Linked DNA regions of Homo sapiens: region 2 is linked to region 1. Evidence: read pairs that join two places in POLR2A ChIA-PET (ENCODE). Cell type or tissue: MCF 10A. All regions are shown on one strand. Links, peaks and the distances in the headings refer to the core of each region. The heading gives the core; the rest is flanking DNA.

The links. ChIA-PET counts read pairs that join two places held together with the same protein. Peaks named below come from ENCODE experiments on the same cell type or tissue, not always from the same donor. Only the 100,000 strongest peaks of a DNase experiment are listed, where the experiment ranks them.
Region 2: POLR2A ChIA-PET joins it to region 1 with 26 read pairs; 2 of 35 experiments call an interaction of 5 or more read pairs at or near these places.

Annotation. Positions count from the first base shown.
Region 1 is chr7:19,558,041-19,566,389 of GRCh38, reverse strand. No RefSeq gene overlaps it. Among named protein-coding and RNA genes, the nearest start is that of MIR3146, 140 kb to the left of the region's middle. In MCF 10A, for the core only: no CTCF peak of the experiment used is centred there; DNase peaks (open chromatin) are centred at 5,089, 5,729, 6,079 and 7,649.
Region 2 is chr7:19,616,241-19,624,589 of GRCh38, reverse strand. All of the region lies in intron 4 of LOC105375180 (a long non-coding RNA gene), which reads right to left. Among named protein-coding and RNA genes, the nearest start is that of MIR3146, 85 kb to the left of the region's middle. In MCF 10A, for the core only: a CTCF peak has its summit at 2,613 (motif pointing right); DNase peaks (open chromatin) are centred at 2,669, 3,879 and 5,279.

The sequences.
Region 1 (8,349 bases), core at 158-8,157:
CATCCATAGGCAAAACAGAACTAAACAAAATAAAAAACAGCCAGATAGGCATTTTATGTCCTTTGCAAAAAAAATTAACTCAAATGGATCTCAAACCTAAGTACAAAATGCAAACTTATTATACTTGTGGAAGATAAAGTGGGGTAAAATTCATGCAACCAGATTTGGTGATGAGTTTGTAGATAGAACACAAAAAGCACTAATCATGGAAGAAGAAATTGATAATTTAGATGTTATTAAAATTAAAAACTCCTGCTCATTGTTAAAAGAATAAGGAAACAAGTCACAGACTGGGAGAAATCATTTGTAAAATATATCAGATAATGAATTTGTATACAATTATATACAAAGAACTCAAAAACTCAACAAAAAACACACAACACAATTAAGAATGGGCAAAAGATCTGAATAGAGCTCAGTAAAGAAAATTATACAGATGACATATAAGCATAGGAAAAGATACCTCATATGAAGTATCTTTAAGAAATTATAAACAAAACAGTAATGAAATACCATTACACACCTAGTAGAGTTGCTAAAATTAAAAACAAACAAGCAAACATGATACCAAATGCCAGTGAGAATGCTGAGCAACAGGAACACTCAATCATGGCTGGCAGCAATGCAAATAGCTCAACTATTTTGGAAGACAGTTTGGTAGTTTCTTTTAAAGTTAAAAGTAATTTTACCATATGATCCAGCCACCATATTCCTAGGTATTTACCCAGTTTTGAAAATTTATGTCCACACAAAAACCTGCACATAAATGTTTAGAGCAGCTTTATTCATAAATGCCAAAAACTTAAAGAAACCAAGATGTTCTATAATAGAGGATGAAGAGACAAACTGTAGTGCATTTATGGAAAGAAATATTGAGCAATAAAAAGAAACCTGCCAGTGTTCAATAGCACTATTGGGTGAGTATAATTAACAATTTATTGTTTATTTTCATATAGCTAGAAGAGTGGATTTTGAATATTTACATTAAAATGGATACATGCTTGAGTTGCTGGATACGCTAATTACCCTTGTTTGATCATTGTACATTGTACACATGTATTAAAATGTTATGCTATACTCCATAAATATGTAAAATTATGTTTCAATTAAAAATAATAAAAGCAACACAAAACACATGTGCTATAAACCATGAAAAGACATGAAAACAATGTAGATGTATACTGTAAAGTGAAAGAAGCCAGTCTGAAAAGGCTCCATGCTATATGATTTCAATTATATGAAATTTTTGAAAAGGCAAAACTATAGAAATCATTTTCACTTACAGTATTTAATGGATCACTTTTACAATTTTGCAATTTTTAATGAATCAGTTTTACAGATATTTTTAGATCAGTGGCAGTCAGCAGAGAGGGAGGAGAAGGATAAGTAGGTGAAGTACATGGTATTTTTTAGGATGGTGAAACCATCCTGTATAAAACTGTAATGGTTAATATATATTATTATGCATTTGTCAAGCCCTGTAGAACTTTACAGCACAAAGAATGACCTTAATATAAACTATGAATTTTAGCTAATAATAATATATCAGCATTAGTTCATTAATTATAACAAAGGTACCATCCTACTGCAAGATGTCAGTAACGTGGGAAACGGTGACAGTCATGGTAGAGAATGGGGTTTGAATGTATGCAACTCTTTGTAATACCTGCTTAATTATTTTGTAAATCTAAGACTATACTAAAAATGGCCTATTTATTATTTTAAAAATCAACAACCCTAAAACAGAACAGAATCTAGTCACTGTCACATATTACTTATCATACTAATTGCAAACAAAAAATGCCAGACATGTAAATAAGCAAAAATGTGTGCTGCATAGTTCAGAAAAAAAATCAAAAGAAATTGACTTCGAGTGGGCATGGATATTAGATTCAGCAGACAAAGACTTTAAAGTAGGACTGATAAGTATGTTCAAATAATTAAAGAAAGAATAGCTAAAATATTAAAGGGAAATATCATAACAATGAGACAACAAATAGAGGATCTCTATTGAGGAATATAAAGTATAAAAAAGAACCCAGTAGAAAATTTAGAGCTGGAAAGCATAATAAATTAAATTTAAAAATTACTCAATGAACTCAATAGTAGATTTGAAATAATAGAAGATTCATACCTTTGAAAATAAACAAATATAAATTATTTTATCCAATAAAATAGAAAACGTTAAAAAATAAACATTACTTCAGAGATGTCTGGGATAATATCAATCACCCTAACATATGTGTATCTGGAATTCCAGGAAAAGAGGTTGAGAAAGAGAGAGGCAGAAAAATTATTTTGAAAGAAATGGCCAGAACTTTACCAAATTTGGTCAGAAACATTAACTATATAGATCCAAGGATCTCAACAAACCCCAAATAGGATAACACAAAGAAAAGTATACCTAGAAATATTATAGTAAAATTCCTAAAAGACAAAGGTTAAAAGAAAACAAAACAAAAATTTTAAAAGTATCAAGACAGCTATAATTCATCATGTAGAGAAGGACAATAATGAGGTTAAAGGCAGACTTATCAGAACAATGGAATCCAGGAGATAGTAACATATTAAAAAGTCCTGAAGTAAAAGAAAATGTCAACTAAATATTTTGTGTCAAAATTATTCATCACAAAATAAAGACATTTCCGGGTTTAGAAAACAAAAACAAAAACAGAATTTGTTGCTATACACTTTCCTTTCAAGAAATAATTTTAAAATTTCATCAGATGGAAAAGAAGGGGCATCAAATGGTAACTAAAAACCACAGGAAAAAATGATGAATACATAGATAAAAGATTTTGTGTAGGTGTACGTAGGTATTATCTTTTTCTCGTTAATTTAAACATATTATAATTAAAATCCAAAAAAACCCCACTCAATTGTTGTTTCTATAATGTATACAAACACGATATATATGTCAATAATAATAGAAAGAGAAAAAAATGGAGCTATACAGAGACAAGTTGCTATATTTTATTGGAAATGAAGTCAGTGCTAACTTGAAGATTGTATTACATTACAGACGCATATTTTAACTCCTAGAGTAATCAAACACTGAAAGTTACACACCTAAGTGTCAGAAGAGTTAAAATGGCAAAGTAAAAAAGTTTGTTTACCAAAAAAGAAGTAATAGAGGATGAATAGAGAAACAAAAATAGTTAAATAGAATAAAGCAAAATGTCCAACCTAAATCCAACCTTACCTATTATTATATTAAACATGAATTGAATAAATATTTCAAGCAAAGGCAGAGAATGTCAGACTGTATAGAAAAAAATATTCAACTAGATGTTTTCAACGAGAGATGTACTTTAAATACAAAGTCACAAATTGATAGGACAGCATGTAAAAAGATGTTCCATGCAAAAAAATTACAGTTTACTGGAGTGGCTATATTACTATTAGAGAAAAGAAGCTTCAATATTTAAGTAATAATAATAAATATTACCACTAATAACAATTACTAATTATGCTACCACTTGGATAAATATTGGAATAGATGCTTTTCTAAAGAAGGTACACAAATAGCAAATAAGTACATGAAAAAATGCTAACCTTTGCTAATTATTAGAAAAATGCAAACCAATTACATAATAAGATGCTGCTACACATACACTAGAATAGTTGAATTAAAAAAAAACACTGACAATACCAAGTATTGGTAAGAATATGAAGAAATCAGAATTCTCAGACATTGTTTGTGGGAATTTAAAACTTGACAGCCACTTTGGAAAACAGATTGGTAGGTTTCTACAAACAGACACTTACATAATTTAGCAGTTTCATTCACAGGTATTTACCCAAGAAAAATGAAAATCTATCATCACACTAACACTTGCATATAAATATTTATAGGAGCACTGTTTATAGCAATGAAATAAACCAAATGTCCTCTAGCAGAATTTCTTCTTCCTTGGGGAGCCTCATTGATTTGTCTTAAGGCCTTCAACTGAGTATGAATCTCATCCAGTTTATGGTGGGTAACTGGCTTTACTCAAAGTCTATTGATTTAACAGTTAATCGCATCTAAAAAGTGTATCCACAGCAACATCTAGACTGGTATTTGATCAAATACCTGGACACCATAACCTAGTTAAGTGGACACATAAAATTAACCATCACAGTATACTACACACATAGCGCCACGTCTATCAGTCGATCCTTCCTCCTTTCAAAAACCACCTCATTAAGCTCTTGAGTTCCTTGAACCCACCTACTTTTTGTTCCCTTTCCATATTTTCCTTGTTGAGTTTTCCAAGATGACTCCTCATTCTCTTCCATGTCTAACAAGCTCCTTTCCAACTCTGGGTCGTTTTTACTTCATATTTTCTCTGTTTCTAGTGTATGGCTGCTAATGAGCAAAAACTGTTTCCTTGTATCTAATAAAACTTCATGCTATCAGTTCTCTGGGAAATTCCTTGGGAAGCCTCTTATTCATTTCTCATAAATTCCCTGTTTTCTACAGCAATGTGACAGAAATCTTCATAAACCAAATTTCTGATATCATCACTTTCTTTATCCCTCTTTGAGGTGTAAGATTTGCCATCATCTCTTGACCAAAATCAGTTAAGATCCACTAATTAATATTTGGACTCCTCCTAACTCTGGCTTCAACTTCTTACATGACCATTACCCAACTTCAAATTCTAGCCACATTTCACTGTAACATAAATCTGATTCTTCATAAAAACTGGATCATCAACATTTCCTCACATAAAGACCTTGCCTTATGCTTCAGAACTAGTGGAATGCCCTTCACTCAAATGTTTACTGAAAACTTTCTAAACCCATGAATGAGTAAATGCATAAACTCTTGAATCCATGCTTCTTTCTCAATCTTTTAAATTCGAATCTACCCCTTAAGGATTACCTCAAGTGCCATTTTATGTTGTATATCTGACCTGATCAGACTGCCTGAATCTCAATAAAAACTCTGTCTGCCTGTCTATAGCACTGATTTTTTTTGTATCACTCATCTGGTACATAATATATATCCGACCTTTTAGAAATATGCTCATGCTGATCTCCATTAGAAAGTAAGCTATCTGTCTTGTTTATGCAAGAATTGCCTCACAGTTGTACTAATTGCAACTCCTTTAGTGTAGTGTTTCACACAGTATCATTGCGAAACAACAGGTCTCAGCACAATAAATAAATGGGTGGAGGGATAAAAGAATTAATAACTGAAAAACAAATGTTACCAGTAGATTCCTGATAGTACACCATGGATTTATCTTTAGTTAGTTAGCTCTTTTTATTTTATTAAATACCCTACAATATTCTCTAAAAATAAGAGCTATATTTTAGGTCAAGCTGTTAGATCAGAGAAATTTAGAATTAAACACACAATGAAAAATACATTTATTTTAAATAGCGAAAGAAAAAGCATAAATTTTATTGAAAGAGAGATAAAAAGTTAAGATCTAGTGGACTTACGCTTACTTTAAAAAAATATGTAAAGGGACATGGGGAGAAAAGAGAAGTAGTCTTTTAAAACAATGCTGCTGACTCAGCCCTCCAAATAAAAACATCAATGATACTGGTACGACGAAATAGAGTCTAGCTTAACAGAACTCTAAAGGTATAAATGAAGTTGACCTTTAAAAGAAAACAAGTAAAATAAGAAGAAAGTCAAAGAACCTTAACAAGCACCAAGTATCTTCTTTTAAACCGTGACAAATATGTTCCCAAGAGATGATTCATCAACATGAGACTACCAACAGAAGTTCCCAGCCAGTACCTAATGTTCTGGATAAACCCACAGGATTACACTGAGAAGTGAGTAGAAGGAATTTACTGCCTATGGCTTCTTCACCCCTGGCCCAAAATAGTAGTTTCACATAATTTTAAAGGAACCTTAATATTCTCTTTAAGTTAAATTTTAAATTCATAAAACTTCCTATCGTATTTCTTTAGAATTTCATAGAATTCTTCTATCAATCTATTCGCAAGTGAAATATCACAAAGTCACTTTTAATTTTGCATTTCCCGTCAGGAAATAAATAAGTTGAGGATATTGAACATCTTTTTTTGCCTAGTTATGAAATTAAAGCACAGGGTGTAATCTTAGCTGCTGCTCTTTCATTATTTGGGAACTCTGTTCTTGGAAACAGCTAGCCTTTTGTGCCAGGGGTCATATTCCCAATTATTTCATAGAATAATTTGACACCACACTTAGCCAGGGATAATTTCTTACAGTCGTGATTCGATCAGATGATAATTCACTGAATTAGCCTAATTAGACTTACCTCACTTTGTCCTTTGGCTTTGAACAGAGGTGATTAGAGTAATACACATTCACTTATGATTTTTTAAACCCACCAAGTTAAAAATAGTTTTAAAATAATCTGTTAGCCAGATTATTTTTCTTATTTGGTAAGCAGACAGAAACATTTAAAAACATAATCTGTTAACCAGAGAAAAACTTCTTTTTTGATTACAAATACAGTTTACATTGTTGAGCAATGGAGATTAAAATGTGACTGGAGATTATTGAAATCTTAACTGCAATTTAATTTTGATAATTAAATCCAAGCCACGGATGACTTTTTTATATTCAGGAAATATAAAAAAAAAGAGCTTGGATGATCTTCTTGTGCCAAAAAGTAAGAAAGCAGCAGAAAAAGAATAAAAGAAAACAAAATGATACAAGTGAGGTATGTCAAATACACATAGAAGACAATTAAAAGAGATCCTAATGGCCAAAGCTGACACAATTTGAAGAACAGAATAGACAACGATATATTAGGTCAGAAAATAAATATCCATGAGTCTATAGTGATAGAATAAAAATAAATAAATAAATGGAAGAGAATAAACAAATCTTGTCTGTAGAAAAATTCTAAATAATTTTAACATCTCTAATAATGCAGATATACTCCCACTCAAAGATGTGGAACATAACTCCCTACACCTCCAGTCTTTATGTGTAGGCTGTATATAGAGTGACTTCTTTCCACAGTTCAATATGAAAAGAGGGGAAAGAAGAATTAACTTCACAATGGAAAATTTTAACATGGTCTGCCTCGTCTAGCTAGTGCATGTCAAGCTTATCTCTGTGGTCTTCCTTCCCCAAATCCATAGCCCCAGTGGAATCATTAAAAAAAAAAAGAATCAACAAATTGAGGGACATTCTTACCAGTGTCCTAGTAAAATGTCTTACCAGTACTCCTCAAAACTGTCAAGCCATCAAAAATAAGGAAAATCTGAGAAAAAAATCAGACCCAAGAGGAGCCGAAGGAGACAAGAAAACTAAATATAATGTGGTATCCAGAATGGTATCTTGGAAGAGAAGAAGGACATTAACTAAAATCTAAGAAAATCTGAATGAAGAACAACTTTTAGTGAATAATTATGCCTTAATATTGATTCATTATGTGTGACAAATGTATCATACAATATAAGATGTTAAAAACAGAAGAAATTGAGTGTAGGGTACAAGGAACCTCTATAATATCCTTGAAGCTTTTCTATAAAAGTATTCTGAAATAAAAAAGTGTGTTTCTTTTTAAAAGCAAAATGTCATGTTTAATTTTAAATACATCTTGAATGGGATACTTATATGCTGCAGCATAGTCATCAAATATAATACATTTTGAAAGAAGATTCCACATACTTTTCAGATGCATCAGCCTTAACCACAGGGTGGATAAAGAATAATGATGGGACAGATATCTCCAGAAGGTTGTTAACACCGCAAAACATTTCCTCAAGAAATCTGCAGTTTGATCATTCACAGCTCACTAGAACTTCAGATCTTATGATAATACAGGCTGCCTATTAATTTAGTAATAAAAGCAAATCTCCTGCAAATCTTAATCTTGGACCATCTTTTCATCATCACTGTGCCTTCTCAGTAAATGGGCCATTTAGTTATTTGCCCACTCCCTTGTGTCTTCAACACAGTTGAATACAAATCCAGTCACCAATTCTATTAGCATGACAGAATCAGAATCAGCATTTCAACATTTATTTGTACGATCAAAGCCTTAAATTGGAAGAACTGCAGGTTCCATATGAAACTAATATCCCCTTGAAGGAGCTGCTGGAAAGATCTGATCCAATTATAACAGAAGTCAAATCCCCAGGTTTTCACAGTAGCTAGGTTGTCATTCAGATAGAGGAGCCAAATACAACCCTCTTGCCTTGGCAATACCATCACTTGGATGCCTGTCATTTGCTTTGAGACAGGATGGACTATTGAACTTCTTGAAGATTTTGGGACTGCACTTACAAAATAGTTTTAGTAGCACTTATGAGTATTGGGACTACAAAAATGATTCTGTATTTAAAACTGGAAAGCAATTTTATTTAACTGTGAACAACGCATATTCCAGATGTTTTTTATAA
Region 2 (8,349 bases), core at 208-8,207, 58 kb before region 1:
GCTGTTTTGGAAGATTATTATTAGTTATTGATTCAATTACCTTAATATATATAGGCCTTTATCCATTAAAGAAAGGCAGGTATAGGACTATTTATATTGTTGATTTCTTCTGTTGGGAGTTTTAGCAAATTGTGTCTTTCAAATAATTGGTCCATTTCATTCATGTTAACTAATTTGTAGACATAGGGTTGTTAATAACATTCTTTTATTTCCTTTTTAATGTCATCGGGATCTGTAGGGATGTCTTCCGTTTCATTTCTGACATTTGTAATTTGTGCCTTCTGTCTTTTTTTCTTAACCTTTCTAGAGGCTTATCAATTTTGTGAATTTTTAAAGGAACTAGATTTTAGTTTATTTTATATATATATATATATATATAATTTAATTTGGAGTTCTTGAAGGAATAATAAATCAGAACATATATATAAGATTTTCAGTCAAGAAAACTTTTCCATTTATAGAAAATAACATATTAGAATCAATATACCAAAAGGTATACTAATCTTCAGAGAATAAAAATAATTTGGGTTACCATTGATTATAGTTGCATGGGGGAAAGAGCAATTGACATGACATATCTATACAGAAATATTTTCTAGTAGAAGAAAATAGAATAATGCTTTTAAGATACCCAAGGGAAGAAAATATGAGCCAAGGACTTTATACTCAGCCAAATTTTACTTCATGTACCAAAGCAATGCACAAACTATTAGAAACTGGCAAGAACTCAAGACATTACTTTCATAACCACTTTTTGAGTAACTTAAGATAATGGTGTCCCAAGCAAATAAGAAATAACTGGAAAAGCTTCACCATAAATTCTGGTGGATTTCACTAAACATACTCCATTGTAGAAAGCAAGTTTAATACAGAGATAAGGGAACGGGTGTATGTGTAGTGCTTTATATTTTGCAAAGCACATTTATGTACTCAATTTTAGTTTATATTCGCTAATAGTTTTGAGAGCAAGAAAGTCAAAGATTAGAAACATTACATTTGACAAATGAGTAAATATAGTAAACCAGGTAAAATGATTTTCCTAAGTTTACATAACTGGAAAGTGGCTGAGTCAGAGTTTGAACTCAAATCTTCCTTCGCATAAGTAAAGTTGTAAAGGGGAATAAAAAGTAGGTTCGGGGATGGTGAATAAATCACTTGGAAAATAAGCAAGATTTGCACAGATAAGATGTAGGAAATTATTTTTTAAAAGTAAACTAAACCCAAATATCGAGAGCTTTGACAACCAGGAAAGCCCTAAAATATCTAAGCAGAGAAGTTATATGGTTGTAGGGATATTTGAAGAAATTAATTCCAAAGTCAGCTTGCAGAAATAAATGAAAAGGGACATTAGAGAGAAGAATTGTTATGAGAATGGTTTTACCATTATGTCTATCTAAATGGCCCAGTTTATGGGTTAAAAAGTAGTGGTGTAAAAGGAAGGCAGAAAGAAATGTCGGAGCCATTTTGTCATGAATTTATTAAATCCCTACCAAAATAATTCTCAACTGTGTGTCAGAGAATCTATGAACCAGAAACTCTTGGAGAAATGACACAGAAAAGGTAATTCTGATAAACACCTAAGTTTGAGAACCCATGAACTTTATATTGTGGCAGGAATAATTAATTTTAATGACTAAATGAACACAGAAGTAAGGATGCATATAAAATCAAGATGATTCCAAATTTTTAAGCCTGGGAGACTTTATCCCAGGAAAATGAGAATAACTTTGTCACTATTATTATTATCAAAAATAATCTATCAATTCTGCTAATTCCTGTTGTGTTAAATTTAAAATTCACTGAAACATAGTGCCTAGATGTTAGAAAGTTTATAACAGATGCAATTAAAACATTTATTGGCATATATAAACTCAAGGAAAAGAGACATGGCAATTTAAGAGTCATGGCAGAGTAATTAAAATGGATTACTATGTATCTACCTATAGTTACAGAAAAAGATAATTTTAAAAGTAGAAAAGATACAATATGTGAAGAGGTAATAATTATACATTTGTCAAGATTAATGAAAGACAAGAGTTCCTTTACTCACTGCGAACACCTATGAGGCAATGAATGAATACTCTGGCCATTAATTTCCTGTTTCTGAAGTCTATGAATTTTTACCTTGTCAAAGCATATAACATTGGCATACTGTTAGCCTTGTTCTTATCATCTGAAGATAAAATGAAATCAAGTATAAAAACATGCTTTGTAAAACACTACACAATATCAATTCATTTGTCTTTATTTTAATATTTCTTTCTAATTCCCCTGCCATTCAAGGCACAGTTGGGTTTTTAGACTATTTTTTATTAATGCCAATCATTAGGTCCTTTGTTCACTGATGCGCATTTCTATTTATATAGACTTCAACTATTAAAAATGGTGATGCATTTTTTGAATCAATTTCAATTTGTAATCTCTCCTCTTGTCTACTTACCTAGAGAATAAATACACTAAGGTAGTGAATTTCATCTTATTACCACTCCTGCCAAAAAAGAAACTACATCTAACAAGTACCCAATGTTTGATGGCTTTATTGATTTTCTTCGGAACAGTTTCCATTAGATTTTCCCATAAAAAATGTGGCAGGATTTATGTCATTGTTCCAACTGCAGGTGGCACTGACTGACTTAATTTGTCAGTTCTGTTCTTGGTTATTCTTTCTTAACCTGGAAGTGAACAGAATACTACACATCATGAATCATCCCGAAGAAAAAGCTGGATAAATAGTTCCTTTGAGGGAGCAGTTTCATGTGGGAAACCCTTTTCTCTTTTTATCTATTGTGCTCCTAGGAGTCCAGCCAGGACCACATCTCTTTAGTTTATTTGATATATCTTAGTGTCTACCATGGTGATGTGAATATGTAGATATTTGATAAATAATGTATCATGATGGTTGTGGCTATCATCATTAGGGTGATTATGTAACCTATTCAAGGGTTTTGATGTTTTGACTTCATGGTATGATTTGTTTCGTTTCTAGATTTCTCTTTATTAATGGAGGCCTTGAATGAATTACATTTTGTTTAAGCATTCAGAGAGTCAAAAGAAAGACCTATAGAGGTCACCAGTCTATATATATTATTTCACACAGGAAGGATTTTGAAGAACAGGGAGGTTTGACTTGCTCAATATAAAGCATGTAGTTTCAGTTCTAAGACTTAAAAAGCAGGTCTTCTGATCCTAAACACAGTATAATTTCCACTACACTAAAATTAGAAATTGCCTTTGCTATTACATAAATGGTAATGTACAGCTCTGATTCAAAATCATATTTTAGAATTTTGCTTTAGAATTCACAATGAAGGACAAAGAATAGAGAAGTGAAAATCACTTGATATATTTCTTCCCAATTTAGAGATTTTGACAGAGTGGGTGGGTCCATCCCATTTTATCAGGCATTATGGAATAGCAATAAAATCCTGAGCTAAGAGAATACAACCGAATTAAAGCTAGTTGGGTAGCCAGTTTCAACCACAGCTGACAAAGGAAACTGACAGAACGTAAGTGAAGAGAACTTCAGGATATGTGTTAATACTGGCTGAGGGGAATTTAAAAAAAAAAAAAGGAGAGATTTAACTCCCTGTTGAGATGGCTAGTGTTAAAAGCAAATGTTCTTTATAGTGATCTGGATATCAATTTCTGTTGGGGTTCAGAAAAATGATTCGGGACTTCAAAACATACAATATCATGTATATTCTGACATTAATGATTTTCATCAACTGAGGTAAGGAGATGGAGTATAAGATGAATATCCTATACATCCCAAAGTCGGCTTGATGCACAAGGCAGCTACCATAACAAACCTCAAAAGACATTTGTTCATGTGGTTAATTTTGTAGCCAAATGTTTTATTTCATAATTCTGGAAGTCAACCAATTCTCTGTTCCCTTACTACATTTCAACACTGAATAAATACAATGCTGGACCTGGCCCACTGAAAACGACCTGCTATCACTCATATAGGCAAAGCCATGATTCTGAATTGATTTGGTCCTCCTTCTGGATTGTGGTAGGGAAAATAAATGCATGTGGTGACTTATGACTGTTTCTTCAGGTGACTTGCACCTTGGCTGATTTGATTTGTACTGATGGGACCACAGAGAGACCTTTATCTGCTTCCCAGCCACCAAAGGTCAAGCTATTTTCATGCTTCTCCGTCTCATTTTCCTTCCTTCTGGGATTGGTACTGTTTTTGCAGGCTCTATATTATTGTCATATCTACTTTTTTCAACCCATATTTACTTTTTGATTATTGTAAGTCCCTCTTAAATATAGCATAAACCTATGTAATTATTTTACAAAGGAAGAATCATTATGTAAGGCCTTTTCTTTCCCTTTCATCTCTTTTTGCTTTTGTCTATGCTGCTTCATTTGCCTAGAATGTTCATTCTTTCCTTTTGTTCCTGGCTAATTTCTATTACCCTTCAAGATTTAGTTTAGCTACCACTCTACCAGAAAACCTTTCCTAACCCATTCAGTCTGAATTCAGTGCCCCTATGTTGCAATTGCAAAGTAAATGCTATCTTGGCTTATTATTCTATTTCTCGCACTATATTGTTATTGCCATTTTATTGCTCTCACACATCCCACCAGCACTCTATAAGCCAACTCAGAGCAATTACTGGCTTCTTTTTTTTTTTGTCTGGGCCAAGCATAGGGCATGGGACACAATAAATATATAACACATGGCAGATGAATAAATGCATGGATATTTAGAATAAGATTCAGCGGTTCGTCACTTATTTTTTAAAAAAATACCGAAGTTATTGGTATAGATAGAAGAAAATTATATTTAGAATCAGAAGACATGAGGTATGACCTAGACAAATCTTAGCTTACCTCCTCATTTTAATTTACTCATGTGAAATAAAGCTATATGTGATTTATAATGATAAAAACAGTTCTTAGAGACAGATTACACTTTTCTCATCGTAAGAGACAGTGAAGTGTTGTGACAGTTTAGCTGCAATTGGACACCACATATTAAATCTCTAAAAAGTGTTTGTCAATATATAATGTTGATAGCACTTTTCAAACTTATTCAGAGCTGAGCTAATAATAATAATAATAATAATAAATATTCACATAAATAAATGTTGTAACCTTAACAAAACCAATTTGGTGGAGACCACAGGTGACATGCCAATGTCTATAGAGAAAGGAAACTATGACTCAGGATGATCCTAGGGAGAAATGCTACAGAAAAGGAATTTCACAATTTAAGGGCTCAGGACCAGCAAAGGCTAATTTAATTATAAAAAACCAAATAGGTTCTTAGGGTCACCAATCTCCTTTGATTTAGAACAATTTCAGTTGAGGTTTGATGAATCATACCAAATCAAAGGAGTCACATAGTCCTTCCCTGGGCTTAAAGTTTCTCAATCTGATACTCTTTTCACTGTAACATCTGACCTGCAATATAATAAACTAAGGCTACGAGCTAGTACTAACAAAGCACATGTAAAGCCAAAGATAGGGGGAAAAAAGTAGAGCACATGTGAATACTCTATACCTAAAGAGCAAATGTAGCCTCAAAACTCCAGCTAGATATTTTAGACAAAATTTGGGCATATATTTCAAATGCTATGTGAAGTAAATGCCTAATTTTTTTTTCACCCAACATCACTTTCTTTATTATAAGAAAACTCCAATTTTACTCAATAAACTGTCTCTTCCAGCCTCAATCTTTATAGTAATAGCTTGTGTCAGGAGCTTCTTGATCTAGGAGCAACCTTGTTGCTAATCTGTGTATTTCTAAATTTATTGCCCCAGAGTCATAGGCAGTTGAAGAGTAAATGTTATAAAGTGGGTAAAAGAATATATTTCTCCTGTCTAACTTTTGGAAGCTCTGAGATCTGACCTATTGAAGATTATCATCTATTCTATAATAGATGATATTTATATTATAAATACAGCATATTTATGTCAAATACAGTTGACCCTTGAACAACTTAGGTTTGAATTGTGTGGGTCTACTTACGCACTGATTTTTTCAATAAATATACTGGAATTTTTAAAAGATTTGCAACAATTTGAAAAAACTTGCAGGTGAACCTCAGTAGCTTAGAAATATTGAAAAAAAAAGAGAAAGTCAGGTATGTCATGAGGCCATAAAATATAGATACATATTAGTTCATTTTATCATTTACTATCATAAAATATGCAAAAATCTGTAATAAAAAGTCAAAGTTTATCAAAATATATACACACAAACACAGACCATACATGGTGTCAGCTGTAGCTGAGAGAAATGTAAACAAACATAAAAATGCAGAATGAAATCATAACAGAATAAGATTAACTGTTGTACATATTATACTACTATAATAATTTTGTAGCCATCTCCTGTTGCTATTGCAGTGAGATCTGTTTAAGATGCCATATGATGCTAATCATCTCCAGTAAATTGCATGTCACAGAAAAAAATGATCTCACAGTTCTTGTGTATTTCCCATTTTTCTTCATGCTTAGTGCAGTACTGTAAACCTTGAGTAACGCCACTGGATCCCTATGAAGTGTCACTAGCAATGCTGGAAGTGCTGCCAAGAAGCAGAGAAAAGTCATTACACTACATAAAAAAGTTGACTTGCTTGATACGTGCAGCAGGCTGAGATCTATAGCTGCAGTTTCCCACCATTTCAAGAGAAATAAATTCAACATGAGGCACATTGTGAAAGACAGGAAGAGAGAAGAAAGGGAGGGAAGGAAGAAGGGGAGGGGAGGGATGGGGTGCAGGGGAGGGCAGGAGAGAGAGAGAGACAGAGAGAGAAAAGAAAAAAGGAAGAAAGAAAAGAAAAAAGGAAGAAAGAGAGAGAGGAGAGAGGGAGGAAGGAAAGGAGGGAGGAAAGAAGGAAGGAAAGGAGGAAAGAAAGGAGGAAGGAAGGAAGGAAAGAAGGAAAGAAAAAGAAAGGAAGGAAGGAAGGGAGAGAGAGAAAGTAAAGGGGAGGGAGGGAGGAAGGAAAGGAAGGAAAGGAAGGAAGGAAAGGAAGGAAGGAAGAAAGAAAGAAGGAAAGAAGGAAAGAAAAGGGGAGGGAGGGAAGGAAGGAAGGAATTCATGAAGCTGTTGCTTCATGAGTAGCTGTGGAAGCAAGTATAAAAACCTTGCACTTTCTGCAAAACACTTTTTAATCTCATATTGAAAATTCAGTTTATATGTGGGTACAGGATTACTATAAGAAAGTATACCTATAGACTAAATTTATTTTTTTTAAAGGAAGTCATTATGCAACATCTTAAAATGAAAGTCTCTAAACCTGGAGAATTTAATGCCAGCAATGGATGGTTTGATAATTTAGGAAGAGGTTTGTCTAAAAAAAAAAATCTCAAGATAACAGGAGAAGCAGCTTCAGTTGATCAAGAGGCTATAGATGAGTTCCCAGAGGTGTCATTAAGAAAATTATTGAAGAGGGCTGGGCACGGTGGCTCACGCCTGTAATCCCAGCACTTTGGGAGGCCAAGGTGGGCAGATCACAAGGTCAGATCGAGACCATCCTGGCTAACACGGTGAAACCCCGTCTCTACTAAAAATACAAAAAATTAGCTGGCGAGGTGGCGGGTGCCTGTAGCCCCAGCTAGTCGGGAGTCTGAGGCAGGAGAATGGCATGAACCCGGGAGCCTGGGAGGCAGAGCTTGCAGTGAGTCGAGATCGTGCCACTGCACTCCAGCCTGGCCCACAGAGTGAGACTCCGTCTCAAAAAAAAAAAAAAAAAAAAAGGAAAAAAAGAAAAAGAAAAATATTGAAGAGAAAGAATATTTGCTCAAACAGATTTTTAATGAGGAAAAAGTGCTCTACTTTGGGTAAAACAATGCCATAAAGAAAATTTACTAGGAAGGAAAAGAAGCAAGTACCAGGACTTAAGGGAAGAAGAAAAAGGTTAACCCTACTGTTTGTTGCACAAATGCAGTCAGGTTTATGATCAGGACTACCCTTATACATAAAGCCACTAAGCTCTTACCCTCGAAGGAAAAAGGGAAACACCAGCTACCGGTCTTCTGGTTATAAAAGAAGACCTGAACGAGACCCTTTTTCTGGATTGGTTCCATTGATTTTTTGTCCCTGAAGTCAGGAAGTATCTTGCTAATAAGGGACTGTCTTTTAAAGTTCTTTTGATATCGGACAATGTTCCTGGCCACTCAGAACACCATGATTTCAACAACAAAGACAATGAAACTGTCTACTTGTCCCCAAACACACCTTTAATTCAACCTGTAGTTCATAGAGTCATAAAAACCTTTAAGACCAATTACACATGGTGCTCTATGGAAAGGATTGTCATTGCTATGGAAGAGAACCCTCAGAAAGAGCATCATGAAAGTCTTAAAGCATTACATTGAAGATGTCAT